Linked DNA regions of Mus musculus: region 1 is linked to region 2. The links are chromatin loops, found by intact Hi-C in ENCODE. Cell type or tissue: heart. All regions are shown on one strand. Links, peaks and the distances in the headings refer to the core of each region. The heading gives the core; the rest is flanking DNA.

The links. A loop is a pair of places that touch in the nucleus more often than their neighbours do. Peaks named below come from ENCODE experiments on the same cell type or tissue, not always from the same donor. Only the 100,000 strongest peaks of a DNase experiment are listed, where the experiment ranks them.
Region 1: a loop joins it to region 2, with 3.0 times the contacts of the local background. A loop is called at or near these places in 3 of 42 quality-filtered maps.

The regions. Positions count from the first base shown.
Region 1 is chr3:135,206,553-135,215,432 of GRCm38, forward strand. It overlaps Cenpe (centromere protein E), which reads left to right and starts at 6,011. Exons shown (of 46, transcript NM_173762.4): 1 at 6,011-6,162; 2 at 8,552-8,643. The coding sequence starts at 6,107. In heart, for the core only: a CTCF peak has its summit at 5,298; a DNase peak (open chromatin) is centred at 5,979; H3K4me3 peaks cover 2,378 bases; H3K27ac peaks cover 1,740 bases.
Region 2 is chr3:133,539,617-133,548,496 of GRCm38, forward strand. Tet2 (tet methylcytosine dioxygenase 2) reads right to left here and starts at 4,774. Exons shown (of 11, transcript NM_001040400.2): 1 at 4,584-4,774. In heart, for the core only: no CTCF peak of the experiment used is centred there; DNase peaks (open chromatin) are centred at 665, 3,705, 4,755 and 5,225; H3K4me3 peaks cover 3,289 bases; H3K27ac peaks cover 2,442 bases.

The sequences.
Region 1 (8,880 bases), core at 639-8,638, 1.7 Mb after region 2:
ATATCACACCTGTGATCATAACAAACGGATGTCTCCTGGCTAGACAAGACTTATGCTTTGGAAATTAGGAATGATAACTTATAACCAACATCACTCCTATTCAAGGTGCTGGAATGTTATAAATACATACAACGATTAAATTTATATACAATGTATAAAATACATGAGCACAAATAATGTGAATTGATATATATCTTGATACAGTAAGCGTCTCTACATCCTTAGACTTGTGCCACACAAGGACTTCAGGGCGCTGCCCACATGTGTCATGGTGGTTCTGGAAGGGCTGCAGTGCCCTCTGCAGTTTCAGCAAAAGAAAACAACTTGGTTGGGGAAAGAAATGAACTTGGGGAAATAAATCAACTTGTCTCGGAAATTCACTTTCCCTTCTTAGAGGGGATGAAAGTACCCACATAGCACCACACATTTTCAGCACAGAACACCATAGAAGAATCTATTTATATGGAAATAAGTGAAACATTACATACATGCATGTAAATTACTCCAGATTGTTTTGAAAACTGCACAGTTGCCTATGGTGGGCAAACTAATAATACCTTTAAGCATCAGATTTAGGAATATTTCTCACTTTGACTCTTTTGGTATTTGAATGGTATTTATATACAAGCATTAATCTTATGACAAAGGTTAATAACAATTACCTTTAAGAAAATAGCATGTATGCACATTTTATGGATCTCTCTCCAGAAAGAGTGGATCTGGAGAGGAGAGAAGGTATGGAGGAACTGGGAGAAGGAGAGGGAGGGAAACTGTAATTAGGATATATGGTATGAGAAAAAAGTATATATATTTTAAATAAAAGAGAAAAATAAAACCCGGTCATTATTTTCAAATATAATAATATAAATCTATACAAAGGAAAAAGGGTCTCTTTCTAGATGTATCATAACATCACGTGCATTATTAGTTAACCCCTTTGCCTCTCCTGACCACTGCCTTCTGTTTTACAGTTTAGCAAAGAAAGTGGAAGAGTACAGACAAGCTCACAATATGACAACCAAAATAAATCTACAATTAATAGATTCCACTTCATATACTATTTTTATCCACTAACTAGTATCTTCAGCCTGTGGGAAACTAAGATTCATGTATTTTTAATTATATGAATGAGCAACGTTGTAAAACTCCTGGTACAGAGAACAAGGGGAAAAAAGCTACTTGAGGAATTCATTGAACTGATATTCTAGAATGAGGACACCAATTTTATAGACATAAATTTTTTGAATGTTATTTCTGAAGGTTATAAATAAAGTGTATAAAGAAGAACAAAACAGAAGCAGGAGACATGGGAGCTGTTATTTTGTACAGAGAATAAGCTCCAAGAAGGTATGTTTGTGGAGAGCCTAGACTCACATGGAAGCAGCCTATCTGGGCAGCAGCCTGTCTGCCACATAGAACAGCCAGTGAAGAGGATAGGGGTCTGTTCTCCAGTGTGTACCAAAAGGAGAGATACAAGAGAGTAATAGGAAGTGAGGCCAGGGCATAGCCAGGAGCCAACGTGAGGACTGCAAATGTAGCTTAGGCCATGTGGCATGTGTCTATCATAGTGTGAGGCCCTAGGTCCAATGTCCCACACAAACACCCCAAAAAAGAAAGACGGAGAGAGAGAAGGAAACCGATCAGGATCTGGGCACCACTAGAAGAGTCTGAGTTTCATCCTCAAGGGAATGAGAGTAAAGAGGGAACACTGGGTGTCTGGAGACAGTGACATGACTGACATGTTTTTAAAGTCACTGAAGTTGTTTCACTGAGAGTAGACCAACAGTGGAAATGGGTAGGAGTCGACACATAGAGACATCCATGGACCAGTCATCAGTAGAAGCAGTCAGAGATGGTTATGCTCTGGAGTATCTGTGGCAACCCTTAAAGAATGTCCACGTATGCTGATCATAGACGTTAATAGCAAAGAGTGTGAGCTGCACACCACTACGCCATAGTTGTCCTAGATAACAGGAAGGATGGGCTTGCCATCAACTGGGAGGCTGACAATCACTTAACAAGCACATTTTAAGAGAAAATTGTTTTTAAGCTTTGAATCAAAAGTTTCCTCACAAGATCACAATTTGACTACTTGGTATCTGGCTGGAGGCACAGTTTTGGGAAGTTTCGGAGCCTGTAGGAGCGGAGTCTTAAATGTTAAATGTAAGTCTTGTGAGTGAGGCCCCTGACGGTTGTACCGTTCCTGTGTCTAACCTCCCTCCCTGCCAGGTGATCGGCCATGATGTGAGTAGCCCTTGCTACATTCTTCTTCTGCATCAACGTTGCTTTGCTCTTCCCACCCGATGAACTGAGACTCTGAAAGTATGAGCCAACACAAATCTTCTTTCCCATAAGCTGCCGCTGGCAGCTAGTTTAGTTACAGCAACATAAACTGAGCTTTTCTACCTCAGCCTTCAACTCCACAGCCACTATGGTGTTGTTGCCCAAGAAGAACCAGGTTATGATCTACAGACTCCTATTTCAGCAGGAAACGATGGGAGCCAAGAAGGGTGTCCAAGTGTCCAAACATCAGAAGCTAGCAGACAAGGATAGGTCAAGCCTTCTTGTCATGAAGGCCATGCAAGTCCTTCAGCCTCAAGGCTCGGTGAAAGAAGAGTTTGCCTAGGAACATTTCTAGTGCACCTTCCAACCAAGGTCTCTGAGATTTATCTCCACGTGCCTTGGGGGTGGGGAGGGTCATGCTATGCTTTAACCCTCCTTCAGGCTCTGCCTTTGAGAGGTCCAGAGGTTGAGAAACCTGCTAGACTCACAAGAAGGAAGCCTTACAGAGACACCTATGTGTCCCAGGTACTCAAGGAAGCTGAGTCTGGGGCTGGGTTAGCAACTGATTCCAGTTCAGCAGTCAAAGTGGTCATGGATGGGGTTCTTCTGTGTAACCCAGGCTGTCCTGGAACTAGCTCAGGAGACCAGGCTGTCCTTGAACTCACAGAGACCCACCTGCCTCTGTCTCCCAAGGGGTGGGATTAAAGGTATGAGCCACCACATTCAGACAGGTTTTGTCTGTCTATCTTTGGCTGTCCTGTTCTGGAACTAGCTCTATAGACCAGGCTATCCTGAAATGCACAAAGATCCACCTGCCTCTTTCTCTGAGGTACTGGGAAGGAGGTAGGTGTGCCGCGTCAACATCAGGCACTTTGCTAATTTTTTTCTAACACTGAGCCGGGCGTGGTGGCGCACGCCTTTAATACCGGCACTCCGGAGGCAGAGGCAGGCGGATTTCTGAGTTCAAGGCCAGCCTGGTCTACAAAGTGAGTTCCAGGACAGCCAGGGCTATACAGAGAAACCCTGTCTCGAAAAAAAGAAATTCTAACACTGAAGCAAAATTAAGCTCCTTTCATAAAGCAACAGCAGCAAGAGCGAACGAATGCTCAAATGTGTCTTCTGTCCTTGTTATCCAGATGACTCTGAAAAAAAAAATAACTTGGACCTTGTCTTAGTCAGAGTTTCTATTCCTACACAAACAAGAATGATACAAGAAGCAAGTTGGGGAGGAAAGGGTTTATTCAGCTTACAATTCCATATTGCTGTTTATCATCAAGGAAGTCAGGGTCAGGAACTCAAACAGGTCAGGAAGCAGGAGCTGATGCAGAGGCCATGGAGGGATGTTCTTTACTGGCTTGCTTCCTCTGGCTTGCTCGGCCTGCCAGAGGAAGACTACCAGCCCAGAGATGGTCCCACCCACAAGGGGCCTTTCCCCCTTTGATCACTAATTGAGAAAATGCCTTACAGTTGTATCTCATGGAGGCATTTCCTCAACTGAAGCTCCTTTCTCTGTGATAACTCCAGTTGTGTCAAGTTGACACAAAACCAGCCAGTACAGACCTACACATGATACAATGACAACATTAGCTAAGATCGTGTCTTTGGAGTAAAAAGTCTAGTTTAAACTATGATACCTAATGAATATCCACTTGTTTGAGTGCAGCCCCTCTGTTCTTGTGAACTTCTAAGTAAACCCCTATGGCTCTGACTAGCAGCTATCCCAATGTATCAAGCTTTCAGTTCCTTAGTTATAACAGAGAACTTTCCCTCCGCTTTCGTATCAATAAAGATGATTTCTAAAGAATGCAATCGTTATGTTGCTATTTATTATGCACTGCCTGCTTCTTCCACAAGAGTGCCTTTCATGAGAAGCTCTCATGCTCACTAATGTCTTTTGTTCTCTCTACCCTGGGAGAGACAGAGATACTTGTGCGTATTACTACCGCTTCTAAAAGAATAAGAAGCCACATATACTCTGCTGTAGTCATGCTTGTTGTTTTCTAAGCCTGGAAAAATATTCAACATTGTTGCAGGACATTTGATCACACTGAGAACCCCAAGATTGGGTTATTTACTGGAAAACATCTGTTTGTAGTTGTGGTGTGGGTCAGCCCTAGCACACACCTTTGATCACAGCCATTTGGATTTACTTAGAACAGGACTATTAATGGAAAATAAGAGGAAGTCAGGAGGACGGATAGAGAGACGCACAGGAAATAGAAGGGAAATTGAGGGGTTTTTGAGAAGGAGAGCTTCCTTTTGGAACATCAGCTGAGGAGGAGGGTCAGCGGGGTGCTTCCTCTGACTCTCTGAGCTAGCAGGCTTTTATACCCAGCATCTGGCTCCCTAGGCTTCTTTGGTAAAATCAAACAATTGGTATCTGGGTTTGAAAAAAAAAAGCACAACATAAAACAGTTTCACAATGAATATCTCTTTTTCTGTACTGTTAGGAATTGAACAGAATGATGCAGGATTCCCCAGCTCCGGCCCCCTTTTCAGTTATTGTGAGACTGATTAAACTGCCCCCATTGGCCTTGAACCATCAAGCACCATCTCTTTCTCATTAGTGTATATTAATTGTACAAGACGTTTCATTTTGTTATGACATTTTCATACCTGAATATTACGTCCTTTTGTCAAATTCACCTCTTCTGCTACCCTCTCAGTCCCTCTCTTTTTCCTTCTAATAATTATCTCTTGATGAACAGCATAGATCATATAGTGGAATACAGTCAATCTTTAATAAATACTGCCTGCTATATAATGTTAGCAAAGACAGTGTGACAAAATCACAGCTGTGAAAATAATACTCTTGCTCTAAAAAATCCCTTCCTTGCCTCTGAGCCTTTAATGACATAACATTTCTTCCCCTTCATAAGTTTGTTCCCTACAGCTAAATATATATTTGCCCACTTTAAAAAAAAAAAAAAAAGTTAAAACAGGGCAGGGAAGATAGCTCAGTGAGTAAAGTCACTGGCTGCCAAGCTAAAGTTGAATCCCTAGAACCTAGTGGTAGGAGAGAACTGACATCCCCAAATTGTCCTTGGTTGCCTCCCTGAGGCTGAAGGTTAAGTCATTGTTGCCTGGAGACACCACATACTTCAGACTTGTCGGGAATTAGAAAATTCCAGCTGTTTCTGAGCTAGAAGCCTCGTCCCTAAGGCGTAGCTTTATTATTTTGGGAGCCTCTTGGATTACTCTAACCAACATGAAAAGAAGTGTTCCATGCCTAGTACTGGGGATTTCTCGGGTAATCCATGCTCTAGTGTGCAGCACTGTCATGTCCCCACAACATTTTCCCAGGTGTCAATGATTCTCTCCCTTACATGAGGCTCTTACACTCACCGTCCAGAGAAATGAAAGTTAAAGAAAAGAAACAACAACGCCTCAAAGCAGTTCCAAAAGAAAAGAAAATCTTCCTTTCCTGGCTGGGCAGTGAGTTCCCATTGGAGGCTTTAAAACAAAACGAAAGCTTTTTTTGGTTTGGTCTAGTCTGGAGTTCTTGTTTGTTTGTTTTTTAAGATTATAATTCTTTTGTTCTGCAGGCGTGACTCTAACACAAAACTTCTCTCCAGCTGAGTTCTGAGGCTCTCAGTTCCGGGATCTCTGAGTCTCCCCCGCCTTCCCCATCCATGGACTCGCCCCGCCTTTCCCCCCGCAACCCCCACTCGCCGCAGCACTTGGACTGTCCCGTGACGTCATGACGCTGCGCCACCCAATCCGCTGCAACCTTGAGGACATTTTAAACTTAAAGGCGGGGCGGCCCGGGAGCTCGGTCGGCGCCGTTGCTCTCCTTCGTTTCCCTTAGTCTGCAGCGGACAGGATGGCCGAGGAGGCTTCAGTGGCTGTCTGTGTTCGTGTGCGACCCCTCAACAGCAGGTAGGCGGCCTGGGGCGGCGTGGGGACCTGCGTCCCAGCCCGCGCTGCCCCGAGTCACACCGACACCCGGGTGCAGGACTCCGTTTCCCCGAAAACACGGTCCGACTGCGCGTAGTTCTGCTCAGGGGACACTGCCGTCCTCGCCTGATGGACGGAGACAGTGAATGTTCAGTAGTGGGAAAAGGTCGGGAATGCCAGAAAGAAAAGACAAGAGGGGGTTGATGAAGTCTACTGGGTTTGCTGGCTTCTGGCCTTCAGCTAGAGATGCTAAAGCTTGAGAAATTGGTATTAAACGGGTGGTCGATAGGCGAGATTCTCAAAATTGATTATTTCTTGCATTTAAGTTCCTTCCCTAATTTGGGAAAAAGCTGGCTCCTAGTTAGCATTAGCTGTTGACTTGACAGCCAGCTATATCTAAGGGAGTCTCCATTGGAGGACTACCTGGATGAAGTTGGCCAGTGGGCATGTCCTTGTGGTGGAATCTTAGTTCCTGGTTGATATGGGCAGTGCTTAGGCCAGTCTGGGTGGTTCCATTCTTACTCATGGAACTCAAGGCTGTGTAAGACAGCTACGTAGGCAAAACCCAGAGAGAGCAAGACAATAAACAATGTGCTTCATGAATTCTGCCTCCACTCCTGCTTGCGACCCTGCCCTGACTTTCCCTGGGGCTGGAAGTGTAGGCTGATATAAACCTTCTCCGTTCCAAGTTGCTTTTGATATAAACCTTTTCCACTCCAAGTTGCTTTTGGTCATGATATTTTATCACAGCAGCACAAAGCAAACTAAAACAGTATATCTATAGACATAAGCCGTTAACGATACACAGAAAAAAAAAAGAAAAACAAAACAAAACTGTGCAGAATGTTGAAAGAGCCACTGGGCCTTCAGAGACATGGGGTACCTGGTGTCAGGAAAACGCTAACACTACAGAATAGGTGGTTCATTGATGGATAGATCACAGAGATTCAACTTCCAGATTGCTTGACTGATGTGGTGTTTGGTACGAATAGGAATTTAGAGGAAGGTGGCACTGAAGAGATTAGTGGTGTCTGTCATGGTGGCACAGGCCTTTAACCCCAGCACTCAGAAGACAGAGGGAGGTGTATCTTAGTTGTAGACCAGCCTGGGCTACCTAGTGAGTTCCAGGCCAACAAGGTGAGACAATGTCTCAAAGTAAAGAACAGAAAGAGATTAGTGACATAGTTCAGGGGATTTAGGGCATGTCAAGTATTCCGGAAGATTCCAGAAGTTTTTTTGTTTTTTTTAAAGATTTCAGAGAGGAAGTAGAGCCTATGCAGACAAAGATAGTTATGAATATAGTTAAACATAAAATTATATTACTTAAATCTTCATTTTGCAAGAGGTTTGGGTTTTTTTTTTTAATTTTTGTTTGTTTATTTGGTTGGGGGGGGGGGCGGTTGGTCGGTTTTGGTTGGGTGGTGGAGGTGTTTTGAGATGGGGTTTCACTGTGTAGCCCTGGCTATCCAGGAACTCAGTTCCATAGACCAGGCTAGCCTCCAATTCATAGAGATCCACCTGCCTCTGCCTCCCTAGTGCTGGAATTAAAAGTGTGTGCCACCACTACCCAGATTTTTGAAACTTTGTATTGCAAGGTTCTCCGGTAATACAAGATCTTTCCCCAGCTCAGTAGCTCTCAGTTTTCCAGTCTTTGTGCCACACTCAGAACACTGCCAGCCCTCTCTGCATGTGGACTGTCTGGTGATGTCATGACTCTGCACCTCTGCAAGGCTCAGTCAGCTGTGAAGTTGACATTTCAAAAAAAGGGGGAAGGCACTGGGCTTGGTAGGCACCCTAGGTCTTCTGCATTTTTCTGGGCAGGTGAGATGTCAGAGGAGGTGGTGGCCACTAAACTGCACCCTACTCTCTCAGAGCTGGCAGTTTGCAGAAAAAAAGAATTATAATCTTTAAGAAATAAATCAAACCAGACCAAACCAAACCCAAAAAAAAAAAAAAAAAAAAAAGCTTTTGTTTTGTTTTAAAGCCTCCAGTGGGAACTTTCCTGCCAGGAAAGGAAGATTTTTGTTTTCTTTTCAAACTGACTTGAGGTGTTTTCCATTTCCTTCCTTTGTAGATGACAAAATTATGTCTTATGTGAAAAGTCAGACACCCCTAGAAAAGGGTCCTAATACATAATGAGAGTCACACCCTGAACTGTTCTTCCATTGCTGGGTACTTCGAGTGGAGGGCTTCAGTAGGGACTGGCGAGAAGCAGACCTTGAGCCCCATTTAGGAGAGTTGAGTCCCAACCTTTCCAGAGTAGACGCTGTATGTTACTGCTATTCCTTAGGACATGAAATGTTGTAAATTACCCCTCCTGTTATGTGACCACCAGAATCACGTACTAAAATGTAGCATTCCGTTCTTCCAGAGAAGAAGAACTTGGAGAAGCCACCCACATTTACTGGAAAACAGATAAAAACGCTATTTATCAGAGCGATGGGGGTAAATCTTTCCAATTTGGTAAGTTTATGATGGCATCCGTTGCTTCCTAGCCTGGTGGTGGTGACCTCCAATCCCTGCACTCTATAATCTGAAGATAAGGGGTCAGGAGTTCAAGGCCAACCTGAACTGCAAAGGTGTTCTAAATTGAGCTATTTTCCCAGACCCTAGGTGGTCATCTTATTAAAACTAGGAAGACAACATTTTGAGCACAGAAGTATAGAAAATAAAATGCTTCCTAGTAAACAACTGTTTAAT
Region 2 (8,880 bases), core at 545-8,544:
TGGTCTCAAACTTGCAAAGATCTGCCAGCCTCTGCCTTCTGAATGCTGGGATCAAAGCCATACACTCCCAACATCCAGCCTATGATTCAGCTGTCTGCAGAGGTTGAAGTAGGGTGTTGGAATCCTTGGACTTGTAGTTAATAAGTGTTTGTAAGCCACTCGGTATAGGTAGTAGGATTCAAACTCCCATCCTTATGATTGAGCAAAGTATTCTTAACTGCTGAGCCTTCTTTCCAACCCCTTAAATACTCTTTATAACAAGTGGAGAAAGTCAAAACTGAGAATTTGCTACATCGGAAATGGCAACTCAAGATGAATTCTGTTGAGAAGGATGATACATCTATCTTAAGCCCGGAATTTTCTGCAATGTCCCTATTATAGTCAGAATACACTTGGAAACAAGCAAGAACCAAGTGCACACAAGTCTTCCTGCTGATGGTCACAGTGATACACGTGCTCTGCTGATGGTCACAGTGATACACGTGCTCTGGCTGCGCCTCCTCCCCTGCCAGACCCTACACACACCAACAGATGCACTGTACAACCTCATTCAATAATGTCACAGTAGTCACTTAGTTTTGGCAGTAAACTGTAATAAAAACCAGAGCACTAGACCCAAGTAAATACTGCGTGTTTGGCAAAAATCACTGTGGCTGTGTTCTCCAGCACAGTTTCCAAGATAACCACCAGCTCTGCTTGGCAACTGGACTCTCCCACAGTTAAGGCTCCAACTGTAAAGCTGGCTTACAAGACATTTTCCTGCTGCTGGCTTTGGTCTGTTGCTGCTCCTAGGAATTGCTATTCAATGGCAGCGTCTTCTTTGAGAAAGCATAATTTTAATGAATCAATAGTATCCCATTCAAGAAACAATTATATTAAGTCTTCAAGTACTAAGCCATGTAAGATTATGAAGTTTGAGGATGGAGAGATGGCTCAGCAGTTAGGCACTCTCACTGCTCTTGGCAGAGGATCTGGGCTTCAAGCAGTACCCATGTGCCACTAACAACTACCTGACCCCAGATCCAGGGGAATCAACATCCTCTTCTGGATTCCAGAGGTACCAGGTGTGTGTGCAGTACACATACGTATGCAAGCAAACACTCATACGCAGAAAACAAATCTTTTTTAAAATAATTGAAAAATTAGGAGTGATGGCAGCATAAAATCAGATCTAGTATAAAATACCAGGTAGCCTAAAATACTGGCATTTCACATCATCTCCTTGTTTGTTTGTTTGTTTGTTTGTTTGTTTGAGGTGTCTCATTGCCCAAGTTAGCTCTAATTTTTTTAAAGCAATCTTCCTGTCTCAGCTTGCCAAGTTCTAAGATGACAGACTTGAGCTCAGACATTTCTAGAACATTTTATGTGATGACAATTTTATTTCTAAATTGACTAATTTGCTTGGGTAATGATGGAAAATAGAGTTTCTTTCAGATATATCAGTGATTCTTAAGAAAGGTTTCCAAATGAGGCCAGCAAACAAGGAAATATTGGCACTTGGTTTGCAACAGGGTCTGGGTGGAGCTAGAGAAATTGATATGGAATTTCTAGCTTCAACAAATGAAACCAAAAAGAAACACAAACCCAGCAGCCAATGAGGACTGTGGAAGTCACCCTAAAGAGTCCAAAGCAGGTGTGCACATTGCAGGAGAAGTGTTGGTGATGCCAGTATGCAGGGCATATGTCACCACATGAAAACTACACCATCACCCTGGTTCCCAGAACAGACTTAAACAGTAAATCTAGTGAAAGCCTTAAAGAATACTTGACAAGTAAGAGAGTGTAAATAAATCAAAGCCTGGGTCCAACTTATTTCTGCATTTGTTCAAGATGTGATGAGATGAAACAATGTATCTTTTTTTTTTTTTTTTTTTTTGGTTTTTCGAGACAGGGTTTCTCTGTATAGCCCTGGCTGTCCTGGAACTCACTTTTTAAACCAGGCTGGCCTGGGACTCAGAAATTCGCCTGACTCTGTTTCCCCAAGTGCTGAGGAAACAATGTATCTTTTAAAGGTACCAATCTTGTTACTGTTTTAATAGTTTTTTTCTGAAGTAAAATCAACTAAAACAACTCTTAAGAACTTTTGGAATACTTAGGTGGAACTTTAACACACATAGTAAATGAAAGGCTACTGTAGACTCCCCATCCCATGTTTGTTTAAATAATTTCTCTAAGAAATGAGAAAGTGTTTCTTTTTATTCAGAGTGTTCAATGATGTACAAAATTTCCCTGAGACCCTTAAAGTAATATTACAGCTGTTTTCAGCACAAAACTAAAATGCACCAAGCAATAAGAATCAAACTTCACTGCAAGAAAGAGTAGGCCTCTATGATAACATAAAAAATAAGCCAACTTAAGCATTCTTATTGATTGGAATGGAAAACACTTTTGTGTAGTTTGAGGGCATATCATGAATCTGAAAAGTTCCCCACAAAGAAGTCATGACACACTGGTCTACTAGTGAAACAAATTACTTATTTTTAATTCTAGATTGCTGGAATAGTTGACCACAGTTTTCTCAACCAACAATAGACATTTATGGGAGGGGGGAAAAAAAGCTCTGTTTCCTCTACCACTTCAGGGCAAGTCAGAGCCAATGAACTGCTCTGTTCAGGGATGAGTAATGTTTTACCCTCTGGTCATGTGAATGAGTCCCTAGTACCCAGCCTTAAGCAAACTTAGCCACAGTTCTCATTTCTGAGAACCAAATCAGAAAGACTTGTAAAGTGAACTCCTAAGGGTTTGGAAACTTGATTTATGCAGTGACATGCCTTTCCCTCTACCCTGTAATCAGATCAACCCATACTGATCTTAAGTTTAAGCCCCAATCTTTCACAAACACTGTTCTGCTTAATAAAATTTTTAAAAATAATATTTATTATGTTGTAATTTATATTGTACTCAAAACACATTATAAAACACACATACAGACATGGAGAAGAATGCAACTCCTCTTCAGTATTTCAACTTTCCATTAAAATGCAAATGTAATGATTTCATTAGCTAGGCTACAATACCCACAGTCTTAAACCAAACCAATATATTTTCTCTGTGAATCCCAACTTCCCGTACATGTAATCTTATCCTTATGATGGTTCTTTGCTGATGAATTCTGAGTATGAATTTTAGCATTATAATCCTAATTAGAGCAAAGTACAGTATGTGACTTGTGATTTTTAAATCTACAGATTTATTCTGCTCCCCAGATAGACAAACACCACAACATTTTGCTAAATTTTAAGCAAACAACTTGGGAAAAACAACAAAACAAACAAACAAACAAACCTAATTCTATTCCAAAAATTGCTCAAAGCAAACAAAATCTATCAATTAAGCCATTAACAAGCAAGTATCATGTCTTTTAACAGGACCTTCTCAAGAGTCTGGCCAGGCCTCACTTGGTTTCGCCAAACGTAGAAAACTCTCCATAGAAGAAACCCTATAAGCTTTCTAACAGTTAGCAAGCAGGTCTAGGGAAGAGAGTCAAGCTCTGAGTGAAGAGTGAGGAGGGGTGTTTGTGAACGACCAAATAAAAGAGTGAGTGCCAGAGTGAAGGAAATTTGGGATGGGACTTGTTAGAGATCTTCTCTGGGATTGGGTTTCATTTCTTCGGGCGCCCCTGACCTTGCCTTCTCCAACTCCAAACGCTTCGCCCGCCCCCTCCCCCGGCCTGCGCCTGCCTTTGTGTGTGCCTGTCACTTAAGGGGAACAGAACGAGCTGATTCGGGGGCAGCACAAAGCCAACACACAGATTTGCACAGATTCTCTTACACACATTTCCCAAACTGGAAGGCACAGCCCACTCTGAGCTTGTGAACCTTGAGAAAAGTGGGTTCTGGTCTTGTTTCAGGGAGCAGAGAAACTATTCTTTCCCCTCTCACTTAGCGCCAATAACAAAACGCGAGGACTCAAGAGAAAAAAAGAAAGAATGGAAAAAAAAAAAAAAGCCCTCCACGTAGTGGATCCTGAATCTACACACTGTGACATCTGTCTAGTGTAGTCCACGAGGGGACAAACGTGTTGGAAGCCAGAGACACAAACCCAGAACAGGACCCAAACAAGCACTACTGGAGATAAAAGAGTCAAACACACCGGGTCAGTGTTCTTTCCGGGGTGTCTGAGGATGAACTAGGGGCTCCCTGGACTTATACTAAGAACAGGGGAGAGGAGGATCAAAAGAGAAAGTGGTGGTCCCCAAAGATGAACTCTTTCAGGAAGGCAGCCCCAAGAAAACACTCACTTTCCTGAGACTAAAAGGCCAGAAGAGCGGCTGGTGGGAGGTACAAAGGTAAGTTTTCTGGGTACAGAGGGGAGACACGCATTAGCAGGAAGAAGGGACCACAGAAGTGCAGGTCGCAGGAGAAGGGGGTGCTGAATTAAAACTATATTTGTCAGCCATGTTGAAGAAGCTCCTGTAATTTGTGAGGCTTCCCTCTTCCCTCTTAGTATTTGTGGGTGACATGACAGTCCCCGCAAGGCCGAGAGAAAGAGAGGGAGATTGGAAAGGGACCATTCCGCAGCCGTCAAGAGCGAGGAAAGAAAGAGAGAGAGAGAGAGACAGGCGCGGACCTCAGCGCTCTGACCTGGTTCTGGTCCCTCAGCCTCGCAGTCCACCGCCGTCGCAGCCGGGTCTCCTTTCTAACAAATCCTACAGGGCAGCCATCTTGCTTCCTTCTGCTCCTCTACGAAAGCAGCCTCGCCTCCGCATCAATATTCATAAGGCAGTTTGACGTCTGTTCTCTAGGCTCGGCGGGGCCGGCTCTCAGGCGGCCGCCGAGGGGGCGGACGTGACTGGCATGCGAGCGGAGCGGGCGCGAGCGCGGGAGCGGGCCGTGCGCTCGCTCCCTCGCGGAGGCGCGGCGGGACCCGGGGCCGTGCGCTCGCTCCCTCGCGGGGACGCGGCGGGACCCGGGGCCGTGTGCTCGCTCCCTCGCGGAGGCGCGGCGGGACCCGGGGCCGTGCGTTCGCTCCCTCGCGGGGACGCGGCGGGACCCGGGGCCGTGCGCTCGCTCCCTCGCGGGGGCGCGGCGAGTCCCGGCTGCGCGCTCACTCCCTCGCGGGGGGCTAGGGGACCTCCTCTGCTCGGCTCCTCCCCGGCCTTTCCTGAGCCCCGGGTGCCGCCGGCCGCACACCCACGCGTGGGCGGCCTCCGCGCCTCTGTCTCCCGCGGGGGCCGCGTAGGCACTTGGAAACTCTGCGCCCTCCTGCGCGCTCCAGGGGCCCCTGGCTCCCCGCGCTCCCGCTGCCAGCACCTCACCAGTCGTCTCCCCACTCGCCCCCACACCCTGCCACCCCCTTCCCTGTCGCCCAGCCAAGCCGCTCCCCATTTCCCCAAAGGCCGTGCCGGGAGAGCTAGAGGGGCCTGGGCGCTAAAGTCTCCACTCTGCAGCAATCCGGCGGCGCCGGGGCTCTCCCCGCCCAGGCCCACCTTCTGTTTACTTTGGCCACGTGGGCCGCGCAGGGGGTGCTGTCTCGCAGAGCCCAGAGGAGCGGTGTCACCGAGCCCCTGCTTGTCACTCGAAAGAATTAAGCCAGCAGTTTCTAATGTTCAAGGCGCCCCCGTAAGTTCCTCTATTTTGCACAAATTTCCACTCCGTACGGTAAAGTAATGAAGAAACCGCCTTGTGGGAAGCTGAATTCCGAACAAGCAGAGAGCGCTCAGTTTTCCCTGAAGTTCAAGGCTTGTGCGCACCAGCTCTTCTGCTGGCACTTCCGTTTTTTAAACTTACATTTTAAATGTTCCTTTTGGTAATTATTAACTTTTGAAGATGAGATCGAGGCAAATTCATAGGAATCATGAGACAGTAGTTTAGGAAATTTGTGCTCACACATCCACCCACCCTCCTCCTGTCTTCAAGTTTTCAGTCACTGAATGTTACGTTTTAATAGGTAATCTGGGAACCTCTTCTGTGGGATCGGTTGCGTTCACAGCAACCTTAAGTCTACTTTAACACTATTATATTGTCTGTAATGCACCCTTTCTTTGTGTGTGTGTGTGGGTGGGTGTTCTTTAGAAATGAGGCCTGGAACCAACTAACTCTCTCTCTAACTCTCTCTCTCTCTCTCTCTCTCTCTCTCTCTCTCTCACACACACACACACACACACACACACACACACCACATAAATTTTGAAAAGAAAGAGCAGACCTGCAATCACAGCATTTAGAAGTCTGAGGCAGTAGGATGTCTGACAGTTTGAATTTAGCTGGGTATTGTAGTTAGATTGTTTCAAGAAGAAAGGAAGGAAAAGAAAGGAGAGAGAGAGAAAAGAAGGAGGAGGAGGAGGAAGAAGAAGGAAGGAAGGAAGGAAGGAAGGAAGGAAGGAAGGAAGGAAGAAGAAGAAGCAAATAGCCATAACATTTTCCCTTAATTTCATGAAATGTAAACACTTCCTCTTTGTAAAATCTCATAGATGTATGTACTCACACAGGAAAGGCCAGGACCTCTATGTGGCACATTGTTACTCTGTGTTACATTGTTGCAGAGAAGATTGCCTAAAGTAAGTTCTAAGGAAACAATGTTTCTTCCATTTAGAAACAGTTACCAAGGTGTGATCTCACAAATCAGTAATCAAAATATTTACCTGGGCTCTACAGCACCTTATTTTTAAATTATTTTTTTTTTCTTTTTGAGGCTGGGTCTCACTGTGTGGCACTGGTTCATCTGAAACTATGTAGACCAGTTGGCTTAGACTCTGTCTTAGTCAGGGTTTCTATTCCTGCACAAACATCATGACCAAGAAGCAAGTTGGGGAGGAAAGGGTTTATTCAACTCACACTTCCACATTGCTGTTCATCACTAAAGGAAGTCAGGACTGAAACTCAAGCAGGCCAGGAAGCAGGAGCTGATGCAGAGGCCATGGAGGGATGTTCTTTACTGGCTTGCTTCCCCTGGCTTGCTCAACCTGCTCTCTTATAGAACCAAGACTACCAGCCCAGAGATGGCACCACCCACAAGGGGACCTCCCTGTTTGATCACTAATTGAGAAAATGCCTTACAGCTGGATCTCATGGAGGCATTTCCTCAACTGAAACTCCTTTCTCTGTGATAACTCCAGCCTGTGTTAAGTTGACACAAAACTAGCCAATACAGACTCAATAGAAATCAGCTTGCCTTGTTCACCTGCTTTGTCTGGCCTTTTAAAAAAATTATGATTATTAATTAATTAGTTTATTTGTATGAGTGTTTTGCTGGTGTGTATATCTGTGTACTGTGTGTTGGCCTGGTGCCCAGGAGGTCAAGGAGTGGGAGTCAGTTACAGATGATTTTGAGCTGCTGTGTGGGTGCTGGGAACTAAGACTAGGTCCTCTGCAAGAACAAGTGCTCTTTCTTAACCTCGGAGCCATCTCTCCAGGCTCGTTTCTATTTGTTTACCAAGCACTGCCAAGAGTCTGTTGAGTTCCTGTGGAAATCCAAAACTGCCAGCTAGTGACCAGAGCTAAAATAGCCATACTATTCCTGTTGAGGACTTCCTCAAAACCAGAGTCATTGTCAGAGTTAAAGTTTAGCAGGGGCAGCCTCTGAAGCCTCACCAGTGTCTACAGTGCCCCTAGAAGCCAGCTTTGGAATCCTCCGAGGATTATCTAGGCAAGCCTGTTGTTTGGTCCTGTGTTCTGTCTGCCTTTTCTGCTCAGAGAAGCTCAAGCCATGGTGACAGGCCTGTGATCCAGGAGCTTGGGACGGAAGGATGACCTGCCCATGGTCATACTCACGTGGCTACACTGGATTCTAGGCCAGTCTGGGATACACGAGACCCTGTCTTAAACAAAATCCCCATTTAGAAACTGAAATTCTCATCATAGTTCAGGAGTCTTGCCCTGGCTATTCGGCATTTAATGTCTGATGCATTGAGAGTCAGAGCACACTCAGGACTAACCCAGGGGTAGGAAGTAATAGGATTCCCATCCTACCACAGCCTGGCCCAGAACGAAGGGCAGCAGATACTATGACCCACATGTGCTGACCTTCATCTTGACTTCTCTTCAAGGCTAAACTCTGGAAGCTTTTGGAAAGCTGGCCAGCAGGTGTTAGAAGGCATGTAAAAGGTGCTTGCCACTGAGTAGAGCAACCGGGCTTTGATTTCCAGAGCCCTCGTGGAGATGGAATGAGAGAACTGATTTACTAAGTTGTCATATGGCCACTACAATTTTGCTGTGATACACACATGCACACACATACACAAATAAGAAATATTATTTTATAAATAAGGTGTGTAGGGATGGGGAGATGGCACATCGGGTAAGAAGAGCACTGACTGCTCTTCCGAAGGTCCTGAGTTCAAATCCCAGCAACCACATGGTGGCTCACAACTACCCATAATGAGATCTGACGCCCTCTTCTGGTGTGTTTGAAGACAGCAACAGTGTACTTATAATACTAAATAAATCATTTGGCTGGAGTGAGTGGGGCACCGACCGGAGCGAGGTTAACCGGAGTGAGCAGAGGTCCTAAATTCAATTCCCAACAACCACATGAAGGCTCACAACTACCTGTACAGCTACAGTGTATTCCTATAGGTAAAATAAATAAATAAATCTTAAATAATAAATAAGGTGTGTGGGGGCATGATTGTTGAGTGCACACACCCATGTATCAGAATGCAGGAGGAGAACACAGGACTTCCATACTCTCCCTTCCTATTCAGGTTCCTGTACCTCACCTTAGTTTAGTCATTAGGCCTGACTGCTGGGGATGGCATGCAGTTAGTCTTAAAGGACCCAGTATCCCTGCCTGCACCCTTTCACAGACTGCCACCAATTCCATTTCCCAGTGAGAACCTGGCTCCTAACAGCACTAGTTGCACACTGGACTTATGTCTTAAAGGGCAAGGAGTTATGTCTGAACTGTGCCCATGGTAATTACTTATTTGTAAACAGAAGA